2 separate regions of the Mus musculus genome follow, and region 2 is linked to region 1. A link is a loop called in an ENCODE intact Hi-C map of the cell type or tissue named here. Cell type or tissue: heart. All regions are shown on one strand. Links, peaks and the distances in the headings refer to the core of each region. The heading gives the core; the rest is flanking DNA.

What was found. Peaks named below come from ENCODE experiments on the same cell type or tissue, not always from the same donor. Only the 100,000 strongest peaks of a DNase experiment are listed, where the experiment ranks them.
Region 2: a loop joins it to region 1, with 1.9 times the contacts of the local background. A loop is called at or near these places in 3 of 42 quality-filtered maps.

What each region holds. Positions count from the first base shown.
Region 1 is chr15:12,435,576-12,442,747 of GRCm38, forward strand. It overlaps Pdzd2 (PDZ domain containing 2), which reads right to left. Exons shown (of 26, transcript NM_001081064.2): 6 at 6,905-7,037; 7 at 1,529-1,684. Among named protein-coding and RNA genes, the nearest start is that of Gm52211, 53 kb to the right of the region's middle. In heart, for the core only: no CTCF peak of the experiment used is centred there; a DNase peak (open chromatin) is centred at 3,896.
Region 2 is chr15:12,546,983-12,554,154 of GRCm38, forward strand. All of the region lies in intron 3 of Pdzd2 (PDZ domain containing 2), which reads right to left. Among named protein-coding and RNA genes, the nearest start is that of Gm52211, 59 kb to the left of the region's middle. In heart, for the core only: CTCF peaks have their summits at 3,190 and 4,137; DNase peaks (open chromatin) are centred at 1,899, 2,529, 3,169 and 3,579; H3K4me3 peaks cover 1,755 bases; H3K27ac peaks cover 1,184 bases.

The DNA.
Region 1 (7,172 bases), core at 2,643-5,142:
GTGTTGCTTTTGAGGCAGGTCTCATGTAGCCCAGGATAGCCTCAAATTCACTATATACCCCAGGATGACCTTGAACTTCTGACCTCAGTGCTGAGATTATAGGTGTGTGGCACAATGCCTGGTTTACGTGGTAGGCCAGCAATCTGCCAATGGAGCCACAGCCCCAGATTCCCGTTAAAGCTTTATTTAATGTTTCAGAGCTCAAAAATGAGATGCATGGTCTACAGACAGGCCAGAGCAGTTGTGAGGATCCCTTGCCTCATGCAGCTGATGGCACCTTGGGAGAAAGACCAAACATATCTGGGGCCAGCAGTTCACAGAGGATGAACATGGACAGCCAGGGTGAGCCGGGGGTGGGGGGTTGGGGGGTGGGGAGTGGGGGGTTGGGAGCGGTCAGTACAATGTAGTAGTTCCTCTGAGGAAGTCAGATTACAAGGTCTCGAAGATGAGCCCCAGTTGCAGACAGAGGTTTCCACAGACAGAAGAGCGGCTGCAAAGGTTCTGAGGCCGGAAAACAGGAAGCCACCATGCGGGGCTGTGCTGTGGTTAGGAAGCGGAGCAGTTGCTTAGAGTCAGTAGTGAGCTTGGTGCAAAGAGAGGTCTGAGAGGCAGGCAGAGGGCATGTGAAGGCTGGGGAAATTATTAGTTCAGTTTCCACTCTTGCTGAAAGCCAAAGGAAAGCCACCAAAAGCCACCATTCCGTGTAGAGAAAGGGTACAGCCACAGGGTTGTTTAACCTGCCCACCAACCCCGCGCCCCTGCCCCCGGGTCCTTCATGGTAGGCTTACCCACTTGCTTGGGTGGGGCCTCCTGAGAAAGCTGTCCTCTGATGGAAAAGCAACTTTCCCCTCTTCCCTCAAAGGTAGCAATGTCCCAGTAACTGATGAAGAATGCAGATGTTTGCTTTGCTTCTCAAGTCCCCGGGCTCGACAGAGGTAGGTCAGTTCCCAAAGCTTAACCGTGCTACCTAAGTTCAAGGCGCAGAGAGAGGAGTACTAGCTTCTGAACGGCAGAGAAAGAAGGTTGGTGCAAGAGCAGATAGAAATAGATCAGGAGCCCGTATTTTCTCCTTGTAGTAGGACACCTTCCTGTGTGTGCCGGTGTGACACAGCAGATTGACCCCTTGTGCAGAGAAGCGTTGTAAGCTACTCGGATGACCTGGTATGGTTCAAATTCAAAGATGGACTCTACCACTAATCTGCCTGCGTGGTTTCTTCCACATTCAAGCAGAAGTCTGGAAGTCTGAATTGAAACCCTGAGTTGTTTTCAAGCATCCTTAAGAAGCAGTAAGCGTGTCTTCGTGCACACGAAAGAGCGTTCTAGAGACTGATATATATGCACACAACCCCACAGCCTGTGGTTTCCAGTTTCAACTTTCTTAAATGAAACGCATCTCCCTTTCAGAAGTTTCCAGAATGTGCTGAGAAAGATATAAAAAAGGAAGGCGCCACATTCTTCTCTGATTCTGTCACTCACGTCTTCAGAAAGGCATCATCCTAGCGCTGGAAGCAGCCAGAGGCTCACTTACCGTGCCCCGGACAGCAGCTGAGCCTGTCCCCTCTTCATCATCCCTGGCTGCCTCCTGGTCTTCGTTGTCAGTCCAGGAGGATATGTCCTCCACTGAACTAGTCAGGTCAGGTAAGCTCTTCGATGTTAACTTCAGAAGGTCCTCCGCTGAGCTCTCCTAAGAGGATACACGAGAGGCCCAGGAATTACCCACCCGGGTACCAGCAGCAGCTGATGGAAATCAACCTGCTGAGGCCAGCCACAAGCTCTGACCCAGAGAGTGTGTGAAGTTTATGGTCCACACGTGTGGGGTCACTGTCAATGTCAGGTGTGGTAATACAATGTAAAGCCACAAGGAGCACCCAGGAGCCTGGCACACTTCCTAGAAAGGCCACTAGACACGGAGGCCAGGGATGGGATCTGGGCTGAAGAGTTGAGCTAAGGAAAGACTGTGATGTGTTCCCTTTATCTCCTCAGCCTAGCCACTTCCGTAGGGAGTAGAACGTTCCACGAGGCTTGAACCATCCAACTGCTTGACTGTCCGCAGAACACAGAAGCCAAAACCAACTCACAGGTTGTAACAGACCTTACAAACTTTTAGTGATCTGGCATCCAAAGTCAGCAGTGCTCGTTTGTTACCTGCTTGATGCCATTTTTAACCCCAAGGTATGTGAAAAACATTCACTCTAGGCAAGCAGTATATCAGTTGAGCTACACTCCAGGCCTAGGACAACCGTCTGTAACAGTAATTGTGAATATATTGCACTGTTTGTCTGTCTAAGGAAATAAGTTATTAGGCCACACATGAGTCCATTTCTCTTCGGTGTTGTCTACTCTGTTGGACCATCTGTAAGAAAGAATTTTTTTAAAAATAAAATGAAGGTTGTAACCAGTGAGTAAATTACAAAGTAGCCATGAGATAGAATATTCTATGGCACTGAGATGAACTTCTGGTGGGAAAGGGTCTCCCAGCCTGCTACTCGGAGAGCAGGCAGATCAGAAGCACGTGTGACAGCATGCTATCCTCCCATGTGGAATGATGACACACGTGCTCATGCATGACAAAGAGAGAAGTAGTCTCCCCACTGCTCCCTCTAGCCAGCCACACTGCTCAGGGGCTTAACTGCCTCCTTTAAGCTTTGTGACATCCTCAGAGGCACTTCCCAAGTCTCGAGTCTCGCTGTGCAGAAAGGGAACAGGGATTTAAACATGTAATGGCTTGCCCAGAACACACAGCTTTTCTCAGGGTGGAGCTGGTGTTTAAGTCCATGTGGGATGGCCTCCAAGACGTCCTCTGTCAATTTGTGTTTGACTCAAAGAAAACGAAAACATGGGTGCGGGCGTGCGCGCGCACACACACACACACACACACACACACACACAACATACACAGAGTAAAGGAGCATCGAAATCACCCTGGCTGTTCTAGCATGCCTTTTTTTCTTGCTGTGATTTAAAAAAAGGACTAAAAGCTTGCTGCAGTGCTATGTGCCTTCTATCCCAGCACTCAGGAGGATCTCTGCACGGATGAGGCTAGCCTGGTCTGCACAGTAAGTTCCAGGTCAGCCAGGGCTATCTAGAGAGAACCTGTTTCTAAAAGCAAGGCAAAACAACCAAACAGACAAGGACTAAACAAGCTGAGGAAGGAAATGTTTATTCCGCTCACACATCCTTATCACAGTCTATCAGGATGGAAACCAAGGCAGGGGGACCTGGAAGTAGGAACTGAAGCAGTGGCTATAGAGGAAGGCTGCTTCCTGGCTGTACTCTCCGTGGCCTGCTTGCTCAACTTGTTTTTATAGAACCGCAGTCCACCTGCTCAGGGGTGATATTACCAGTGTGTTGGGCACCTCCTAATCAATCAGGAAATGTCCCCACAGACTTGCCGGAAGCTCCCCTTCCCAAGAGAACCCTGACTTGCATCAGGTTGACAAAAAACTATCCAGCACACCGGCAGGTCGGCTTTCACAACACAGACACCCAAGCTCCTACTAGGATACAGGCTAACTGCCTGTTTCTGTGGAAGCATCCGGCATCCTCTCCATGAGGTGACTACACTTCCGGACAATGCCTTAAAGTTTTGTGACAAGTGTCCTAGATCTAGAATAGTAAGATTTTTACATTTTTATTATTCTTTATAGTTGGACGCTGGAAACCCTCCCATCCTTCAAACCCCAGGGATAAAGGCAAAACCAAGCCTATGGCTTTCCTACTCTGGTTAGATAAAGAGGAAGAATGGCTGGATGCCAGGAGAAACCTGCTGATGAATGCTCCTCTTCCTCTTGCATGGACGAGCACTCAGACAGTTGGGGACAAGGTTAGGAACCAGCAGCAGGCTGGATCGCTGGCTGCCTGAGTGTAAACAGGACACACAGCAGGAACTGAAAGGTGTTAGTTATCCTCTGAGATCTGGGGTGGGTGCCCAGGATCCTGTGGTGTGAGAACTGGTTCCCGGATGTTGCTCAGCCCTATAAGAACCCAGGGCCTCTGGGAGGAGCACACTATCTTTTTCTGACACCCTGCTCTGTTACACTTTACATGTTCTTTACCTCTAGGGCGGCTGGGAGAATGGCAGCAGCAGACATTTCGCAATCTATTGGACTTGGCAGAAAACCTGCTTTTGTCTACTGCCCCCAAGGAAGTTAAATAATCGCTGGGATTTAAATGGAAGTCTTTGAATAAGAACACACATCTGCCTCAAGGGATTGGTTTAGCATCTACTGAGATGATTCTAGTATCTGGCAACTGTTATATACTCTACCTCTTATCTTTTAAGGGGCCAGGTAGGTGGAGAGCCTGGCATTACTCGGAACCATCTTTGAGGTCCTGTGAGTGTACCTCATAGGGCAACAGCATAGCTCTGCAGAGCTAAGATGTGTGTGGCCTTGCACAGATTCTTCTGAGCAGCCAGTAGTGGCCCACGTCTCCACACATTTAGCATGGAGAAGGCATCCCCCTATTCCTCCTCCGAGTTTAGCAGGTTAAAGTGAGCTGTTTAGACCTGAGGCTGTGATGGCACATGCCATAATCCTGGGCAGAAACTGACACTTTGAGCTGCTCCCTGGATGGAGGTAGCTGTGCAAATGAAGTAGGCTGCCAACACAGGACTATGTGCAAGACCCAGGGATGCTGCCAAACTGCTGATCTGCTAGGCAAAGTGAAGAGGTGGTCTTTCTTCCCTTGAAGCATGTCCCCCCGTCCCTGAAAGGAATGATTAGCAGGGGGACAGAGAAGCTCCCAGGACCTCTATCCTTCTTTGTCCCTGTGGAGAGATGCAGATAGCCCTTTGGGTATAGAAGATTCAGGAGAAGTTCCCAGGGCCCACAAAACCTCTGTAGGGAGCAAAGGGCTACAGGAAGAGTGGGCTCAGATCTGCCTCAGGCGCTTACAACTTTCACCCAAGGCGTACCTTGGCAACCCTAATGTTCTCCTCAAAGGTTTGGGGTAAGAGGTAGGAAGAGAAACAGACTTTTTTTGTTTTGTTTTGTTTTGTTTTTCAAGACAGGGTTTCTCTTTATAGTCCAGGCTGGCCTCGAACTCAGAAATCCGCCTGCCTCTGCCTCCCAAGTGCTGGGATCAAAGGCTTGTGCCACCATGCCCGGCCTGAGGCAGATTTTTCAGATAGCTTGAAAAGGAATCCTAATCTGGTATTATATATAATTGTCTTTTGTTACCTGTGAGACACCAGAGCTTAAGATGCTTAAATCCTTCTTCCTACAACACGATATAATATTTGTATAAAACATATCTATCCCTTAAATAGTTCCCAGGTTGTCATACAATGTGAATGATCTATAAATAGCTGCTGGATTATTTAAGGAGCAACAAAGGGAGGGGGTTAGGGTCTGTGTTAAGTAAAAATACAATTGTTACTTTAAATACTTTCCATCTGGGGTTGGTTGAGCCTATGGATGGAGACTCATGGATATGGAGAACCAACTGCATTCCCCAAACTGGTGCTAGATCTTATAATCTAAAAAAGAAAAAAATACAGGAAAACCTACAGATGCCAAGGTTCAAAATAAAAAGCAGGAAGATGGAAAGGGAATTAGAAACAATGGCAGCAGACTCTATGCAGAGCTGAGCTGTGTGTGGCCTCACACAGATTCTCCCAGTCAGCCACTCAGCGGCAGAAAGAGCCATGTGGTTCTACCTTACTCACTCCTAAGTCACAGGACCTCTTTAATGGTCTCAACAGCATAACCAGAAGACCTAGCAGAAGGAGAGCAGTCATTGTCTCCTGGCCTCCTCAGAGCCGTGGCATCGGCAGCCTTTCTCTAGGAACTTTTGAATGCAGATCATAAGAGCCCATGACAGAGTCATTACATCAACACACACAGGTGAAAGAAACCCAGACTTGGGTTTCAGGATCCGGTGATAACAGTGAAGACCAGGAGGGAGATATGGCAGCAGAATGGGACAGAGGGTGGTGTGCCAAGCATTTGCTATCTGGCACTGTTGACAGCACCATGACCTCTGCAAGATGGCAGCCACTATGGATGCTCTGCCCACTGTCATATCTGCCGAGTTGGGGAGGAAGGGAAGGTGGAGGTGGTTGGACAAAGGAGGCATAGAGCTTCTTCCAGCTCTAACAACGTAGGGGTGATTAGACTAGGGACCAGGACTCTCCACAGACAGCCCTGAGACTTTTCTCATTCTGGCCTCAGAAGATGCATTCCTTACTGTGGTGGTTTGGATGTGAAGTGTCCACGCCCCCTCACCCCCAGCTATGCTGAAGGCCTGGTCCTTCGTACAATACTTGGAGGTGAGACTTAGGTAAGTGGTTGGTCCTGAGTGTTCTTATGTAACAGATGGATGGATCCATTAATGGATCCACAATTGGAGTACTGGGAAGTGGTAGAAACTGAAAGATGGGGCCTAGTTGGGCTAAGAGGGCCCCTGGGATATGTGTCTTTGAAGGGCCTCTTCATGTCTCAGTGTCTTTATTTCTTGACTGCACAGGGCACACAACTTTCCTTTGTCCACTATACTCTTTTGCCACAACGTTTCTGTATGGTCATAGGCCCAGTAAGGGATCCAGGGGGTCATACACTGAAGCCATGAGCCCTAATAACCTTTCTTCTTCTTTAAGTCACCTATCTCAGGCATTTCATCATAGTGACCAAAAAAAAAAAAAATTCCATGCAGCCTTCTTTTTCCTCCTATCATGTTTCTGCATCTCCTATTCTTTACCTTCTCCTTCATTCTGTTATAACTTTTCTAACAAGCATCTTTAATGACTTAATCAAGCACATTTCAGTCACATGTGCACATCTGTGGAATCACAGCTACCGCCCAAGATAAGCCGTAAGCATGCACATACCTGCTGGCATGGGAAGGGCTCCCGTCCGGACTCATACTACCATGATAAATACCAAGAATGACAGAAACTACCTACCTTGCTGGCCACCACCAGCTGTACCATCCCAGTGGCTGAGCGCAGAATAGCCACAGCTTCCTCATGGGAGAGCCCGACCAGTAAGTGACCATTGATCACCAGCAGTTCATCTCCTAAGGACAGCCTGCCATCCCTGAAGAAACGGAGATGGGAAAAAAGACCCCTGGTCAAGACATTCTGGGTTAGAGAAGTGCCGTCTTCTAGGAGCTAGGCAGAGTCATGAGACAGGACAGTTAGATAAGGTGGAAGAGGAAGGAAAGACAACCAA
Region 2 (7,172 bases), core at 1,684-4,183, 110 kb after region 1:
TCCTGAACTTGAGACATCCCTGCCCCTCTTTACCTCATCACAACTGCTGGCAAGCGGCTCTTGCTGCTTGATGCACCCAGCTTGGCTGGACGATAGCAAACCCTGAGTGCAATCAGAACGGGTAGGCTCAGTAAGCACCATCCACCGGGCAGGATGCACTTAACCATTGAAAAATGAATAGGCAATGTTCAAATGGCTGCCCTTGGGGCTGCTGAGGGGTAAGGGAATGACTGCTGTCTCTTGTTAGAGGTCTTACAAAGATAAGTGACTCTTGGGCTGAGCATGGTGGGTGTATGCCTTTAATACCAGCACTTGGCTGAAGCCAGTCTGGTCCTATACAGCAAGTTTGAGGCCAGCCAAGGTGACCCCCAGTCCCAATCAATAGGTGACTTAAAATTATTTGTGACTGCGCTTCCATAAAGAAGGATACCTCAGGCTTCCAATAGGATGTCAGGATAAGAATCGAAGCTTCCCAAGAATCAGAAGAGTCCAACCAACACCCCGAGCACCCACTGAAGAAGGCGGCAGGCCACGAGCCAGGCCACGGCCCTGGAGAAATAACAGCTCAGCAAAGGCAGGGCTGAAAAGCACGTCCCAGGAGACAGGAGGAACAGGGAACCCCCACCTCCCTTCAACAACTCTTTGGTATCCTATTTCAGGTTCTGGCTATGGTCCGTCTAGGAACTCTTTTTTTTTTTTTTTTTTTTTTTTTGGTGGGGGGAGGGGGAATGTATGTGTGGGGGAGAAGGAAGGGGCAGTAAGACAAGGTTTCTCTGTGTAGCCCGAGTAGTCCTGGAACTTGCTCTGTAGATCAGGTTGGCCCCTAACTCTGAGATCCACCTGCCTCTCAAGTACTGGGATCAAAGGTGTGTACCCCCCACTGCCTGGCTAACTCTTTCCTATAGAACCCAAGGGAGCCTCCTTCTACAAAACTCTGAACGTCACCTGGGGGGGGTCCCACAGTACTTCCTAGAGAGAGTGGAGGTATTACTGGAGAGCTGAGAATTTTGCATCCCAAGTTACTTTGAAATTCACCTATAACGTGAGTTTATGCAAAAACAGTTATAGCACTGTATTTTATATAGATTATGCTCCCTGTCATATTCAGCTAGACCTAGTTTATAGAAAGAAAAAAGATGTTTATATTCTCAGGAACTTTTCTCTCTGGGGCTGGAGAGATGGCTCAATGGTTAAGAGCCCTGGCTACTTTTGCAGAGGTCCTGAGTTCAATTCCCAGCACCCACATGGTGGCTCACAACCATCTGTGGCGGAATCTGATGCTCTCTTCTGGTGTGCATGAAGACAGAGCACTCATATACATAAAATATGTAAATAAACCTTAAAAAAAAGAAACACTTCTCTCCATTTTCTATTCTTGTCACTTGAAGTCACTTCACTCTTTCTACTTCTAAGCTACCCACTGAACTAGGACCAGAGACAGTTCACAACTATAACCCAGAACTGGAGACTTAGGTAGGAGGTTCACAAGTCCAAGGGCAGCCTGGGCTACATACTGAGGGAGTCCCTGATTCAAAAAGGAAGAAAGAAAGAAGGAAAAAAGAAAAAGAAAGGAAGGAAGGAAGGAAGGAAGGAGGGACAAACATCCAAAAAATAGAAAAACAAAAAACAAAAAATCCCAAAAACTAAAAAAAAAAAAAAAAAAAAAAAAAAAACAAAAACCAAAACTATCCTCTTTTTAAGCATTCTTCATTATTATTATTTTTTTAACTTCTGGGTAATCTAGTCAAAAAAGTTTGCATAATCAGTGAATAGGGTTGTTGTTCAAGCACACTGTTTAGTAATTTGGGGCAAAGACCTATCCCCAGAGGAGATGACAGCCTTGTATGTGGAAACATCGAAACTCTCCCTTTGGGAGAGGAAACCTTTGGCTAACAAAGCTAACCAGAAGCTAACCAAAAGCCAGGAGAAAGGTCCAAGGACCGAAGGACTGCTTCCACCGCAATACACACACATAGACACACAGAGACACTCACAGGTTGCCTCTTTACATCCAGTTATTGACAAACCAGTTCCAAATCGCTCCTCCCAGTGAATACAAACCACTTTTTTTTTTTTTTTTGACTTCCCAGGCATGCAAACCCCCAAATAGAAAGTCACAAGCTGTCAGGTAGCCGCTCATTTCTGGGAGGCTGTGGTTAAATTCTCACATTGGTAGATCCAGCCTCCGTATGCACCTCAGGTCGAAAGGCCTGGGCTTTTTCTTTTTCTTTTTTTTCCCCGTTAGATTCTTACCTCCAGTTTCGAAGTCACCTCTAGAAGCTTTCTCTCAGATCTCTTCCCTCAGCTCCTCCGGGAGCCTTGGGGACAGGAGCAGCTGGCCTCCGGGTAATCCGTTGAAGCTGAGCTGAGTGAGACCTGTCATTAGCCCGAGCACCTGCTAGCAGCCCCCGGCACAGGGCAGGGCGAGGCGAGGCGGGGCGAGGCAGGCTTTGCGGGGGACACTGCCCTCCCCAGGTCCCCCGGGCTGTCCTGCAGTCCCAAGCCTCTGCTCCTGCAGGACTTCTCCAATGCTCCTCTCCGCGGGCTACGGATGTGCGGGAGGAGCCCTCCCTGCTCGGCGGGTGGAGGGGGTTATGAAAAGGCTGTAATGCAATCCTAGCCCGACTCTCACTTGTCAAAACTCCACGGCATTCCAGAGTCCTTTCCCCTTCACCCCGTCCTCTGCAGGGAAAAGGAAACCGCGCCCGGAGGGTTGCACGGAGTTTGGGGCTTCTCTTTCAGACACTTTTGTTTACATCTAGAGCGCGGGAGCTTCCTGCGGTGAAAGGGGGTTAACCGCTCCCCCACTCCTTACCATCCAGATACCCCCACTCTGGCTGGAGTTCTCCTACAAGCTAAGAAGCTGCATCTCCTGACATCATTCATTTCATGACTGCTCCTCTTCACCATCAGCAGAAGCCTGGCTTCTTGTGGGGGGCGCATGAACCACCACACCCTCCCAACTAAAATCACAACTATCCTACCCGGCGGGATGTCCGGGAACTTTCCAGAAACTCCAAATCAGATTCCTTCTGTTGGAATAACCAAACTCACCACCCCTGAATTACAATCGCCAGTGACTGCACGGCTAAAGCATTTCCTTTATACCTTCTCCGCTCGCCTGCCCCTCCCACCTTCTGCAGGGCTCAGTCAACAAGTCATCCCCCGAGAGGCCGGAATGGGCTTGGGCAGCTCAGCCATTTCTCCAGCTGCAAACTGATGAGGAAGCCCGACCCACGAGGGCCAACTTGTTTATGTCACACCCACCGAAGGCTTCCTGTCTTAAATTAATGAGAATGCAAGAAGGCTTAGGAAAACAATGTTTGCTTTTCTTTAAAAGTAGGAGAAGGCTGAGGGGACCTCCACTCCGCCCCGCCCCATCATTCCATGGCTTTTCAAAACTTCAATTGTATTTTAGTTCTATGTTTCCATTCCTAACACTTGTTGAAACGTAAAAGCTCTTGCTGTGCCAAACCTCAAACCATTAAGGAACCTTCTGCTCAAACAAAACACGTTTCACCTGGCTCTGAAGGGCTCCAACTTGGTGCTCCAGGTAGGAGTAGAGCTAGGGATAGAGTGAGCTCCCGGGGTTAAATGCAGGAATGCCAGCACAAACCAGCTCACTGCAGCCCTATGCCTCCCTCCTGGGACTTGCACCGACAGGCACACACCCTCCCAGCTCCTTGGACTTGTATCAAAACCTTGTACAGTTCCGCTTCACCCTCTATCTTCAAGCTATCGAGCTCTTCCTGAACATCCCGCAGCCCACGAAAGAAAATGAGCTTCGCAAAGGACAAATCTTTGGGAATTTGATGCGATTAATTATAATGGAGGAAGGCCGCAATCCCCGTACCAATACTGCTACTGGGATGGGTAATTAGAGAATAGGAGAGGCCAGCCCATGTCAAGTCAGGGCTGGAAGTCTGCCCACTCACAGAATCTGCCCAGGAGCACACGGTAAGTAATTACCAAAATTACCAATTACCAGTCCTCGGATTAGGACCCCCCCCCCCAGCTGCTTCATTAAGACCTGCGTTAAGAGCAAAACAGAAACAGGTAGGAAAGCCAGACTGTGGCCTTCCTTCTTTGATAGTTTATCTCAAAATGTGAGTCCCTGTAGCCAACACCACCTGGTGGAGGTCCCTGGAAGGCTGTGTGTCAGGAGCTTTGTGAGCCAATTCCTCAAAAGACTTCATGACTTCAGAAAAGGGTCCTGCATTTCCACCCTTAACAGAAAAGCCTCTGGCTTCCAGACAATCAAACTTTGTAAACTTTTTTTTTCCACTTGCAACTCCTTTTAGCTGGAGAAAGTATATGTATATGTGTGTATCCACAGTCTTGGATATGTAGGTGTATAATTTAGATATACAAATCAAACATTTACTGATAATACAGCATAAAGGAATTCATGAAAACAATTCTTTGGTGGACAGATAATTTTGCCTTTATTAAAGGTGAAAGCAAATCTGTATGCTAATGAGATGGGTTAGCTTGTTTACTTTTTACAGAAAGAATCAAATCTTGCAGGACACTGGGTACCCTAAGCTTTTTCCAGAGTTGTTTGATACGTTATAGTCAGTGCCGAGGCAACTGTTTCACAGAAAGAGCGGGCCAGGTGAGATGGAGAGAGCACATCTTTAATCCCAGCGTGTGGAAGCAGAGGCAGGCAGAGGTCTATGTGTTTGTGGCCAGCCTGATCTACAGTCAGCCAAGGCTATGTAGTGAGACCCCTGTCTCAAAAAAAAAAAAAAAAAAGCAAAGCAAAAAATGTAGTATTAAGATGGCAGAAGTATGTTTAGGGTATTTCAGAAGTTACTGTAAGTTCTGTCCTAATTCCAAACCATTATTCATTTAATTTTATTTTCATGAAACTCAATTTTGCAGCTTAAATGATACGTTTTAAAAATCAAACATTTTAATAGAACCTAATCCAAAAACATACTATTAATTTGATACTTATAGTCTAAGAAATGATTGTAGGAAAATTTGCTCTGTTTTCTATAATTGAACCATTACGGTTATAGACAAGCAGGAAGCTTTGTAGAGTCAAAACACTGCAGTTCTTATCATAAACAGCCTGGATGGAGGTGTGTCAGCAGAGTCGTCATTGTCTCGTGTGTCACACACACACACAGTGTAGAGTGCTTGTGTTACCATGTCGTATGAAGTGTGCTGGGAATACAGGTGAGTGTAATGTGCCTTCAGTCCAAGAAAGGGGCCCTGAGTTGACCTCCAGCACCTATGTAAAAAAACAAAACAAAAAACAGACCGCAGACATGGTAGGATGATGGGACTGCAGACTGAGACAGGAGGATTCCTGGGTTTGCTGGCCAGCCAGTCTAGCCTAATTGGCAAGCACAGGTCCCAGGAAAAGACTCCTCAAAAAGCCAAGCTGGACAGCTCCAAAGGATCGACACCTGGGGTTGCCTTCTGACATCCACATGCATGAACACACACATACACACTCACACACATACACACGTATTTACACACACACCCATACATTCACACATGCACACATCCACACACATACACTCACACATATACATACATTCATGCATACACACTCATACACACACATACATACACATACACACATATTTACACACACACACACACATTCACACACATGTACATATTCACACACACATCCACACACATATACATATTCACATACACTCACACATATACATACATTCATGCATACACACTCATACATACACATACATACACGTACACACATACACACACATTCATATATATACACACACAGTGGGGGTGACAAGGGATAGCATTGGAGAACACCAAAGATACACTGAAGTTGCAAGATGCAACCCAGGCAACCTCCTCAAATTCTTTGATTTTGAATTCATTTTGGACACTAAGTATTAAGAAACCTTTATTATTTCCAAGTTTTCCACTTCCCTGCATTGTGTTATGATGAGGTCATGACCCACAGGTTAGGAAAGTTGGGGTATCATGGACATTTGCATTCCCTCCCTTCCTCTTTCCACCTTTCCCACCCAGGTGGACATTTTGTGGGTACACCAGCATCTTTTCACAAGACATTTCAGTATCCTACGAGTTCCACAGGAGCTAAGCTCAACTTGAATTATGATTTTCTAATAATAATTCCAATAGCGCCTTTTCCTTTTTGATTGTCTTTCTTGTTGAGCTTCATGCTTTAGCATCTAGCTTTCTCCACGCTTTCCAATCTGGTACAGAATTTATACTGGGTAAATCCCTGCTGTTTATAGTAATCTACAGTTTCAAGGATAATGCAAAGAAATAGCCCTCTTCCCCACTGAAGATCAGTGCAGGATGTGTACGAGCTAGAGGATTAGCAATTGGTCCACATCTGCATAATGTCTTAGTGTCAGGAGAGCTTTGGAAAACATATGACATTCTCATCAGCCTGACAGAAAGATAGGGACCATGATGGCTGTCCCTCCCTAGGCTTCACTTCTGACTGGAAAAGAGATCAACGGCTCAGTAAACAAAGGAGGGCTTCAAGTGTGCACCATGATTTTATCCTGGATCTGGTTTCAATAATACTTGAAATCTGTGTGTGTGTGTGTGTGTGTGTGTGTGTGTGTGTGTGTGTATACACCCAGAGACTACGAATAACCAGAATCCAAGAGGGAATCACTGATGTTAAGGAAATCCAAAGTAGCTTCAACACGTTAAGGACATGGCTCATTACAGACAGTTTGGGGTTCAGCATGATGGCTGATGACCAAATTGTATCCTCAGGGGCGATAATAAGCAGGGACAGGCACAAATGCGCTTAGTGTCTTGGTTCAAGAGAAATGTAAGTCACGAGATCAAAGCGGGTCATGCACTGACTAAGAATTTGCCTGGGAGATTGACAGGAACCAGGCAACACAGGATTAGAATGGTCACAATGGTGAAGAGCCTCCTTACAACAAAGTGTACTACGGCTGGCTCCCTGTGTCACGATAACAAATTTGACAGCAGACACATTCTTACAAGGGAATACGTTCAGTATGAGGTCCTTTATTTAAAAGAAGATGTAGAGACACTGGAAACATTCCAAAAGAGAACCGAAATGATTAAGGAGAGAGAAAAATAGAACCAAGGAAATCAAGGTTAAAGGACCTGGAGTTGTTTAGTCTGTGTGGAATGAGCGCCTCGTGCAAACTTAACAGAAA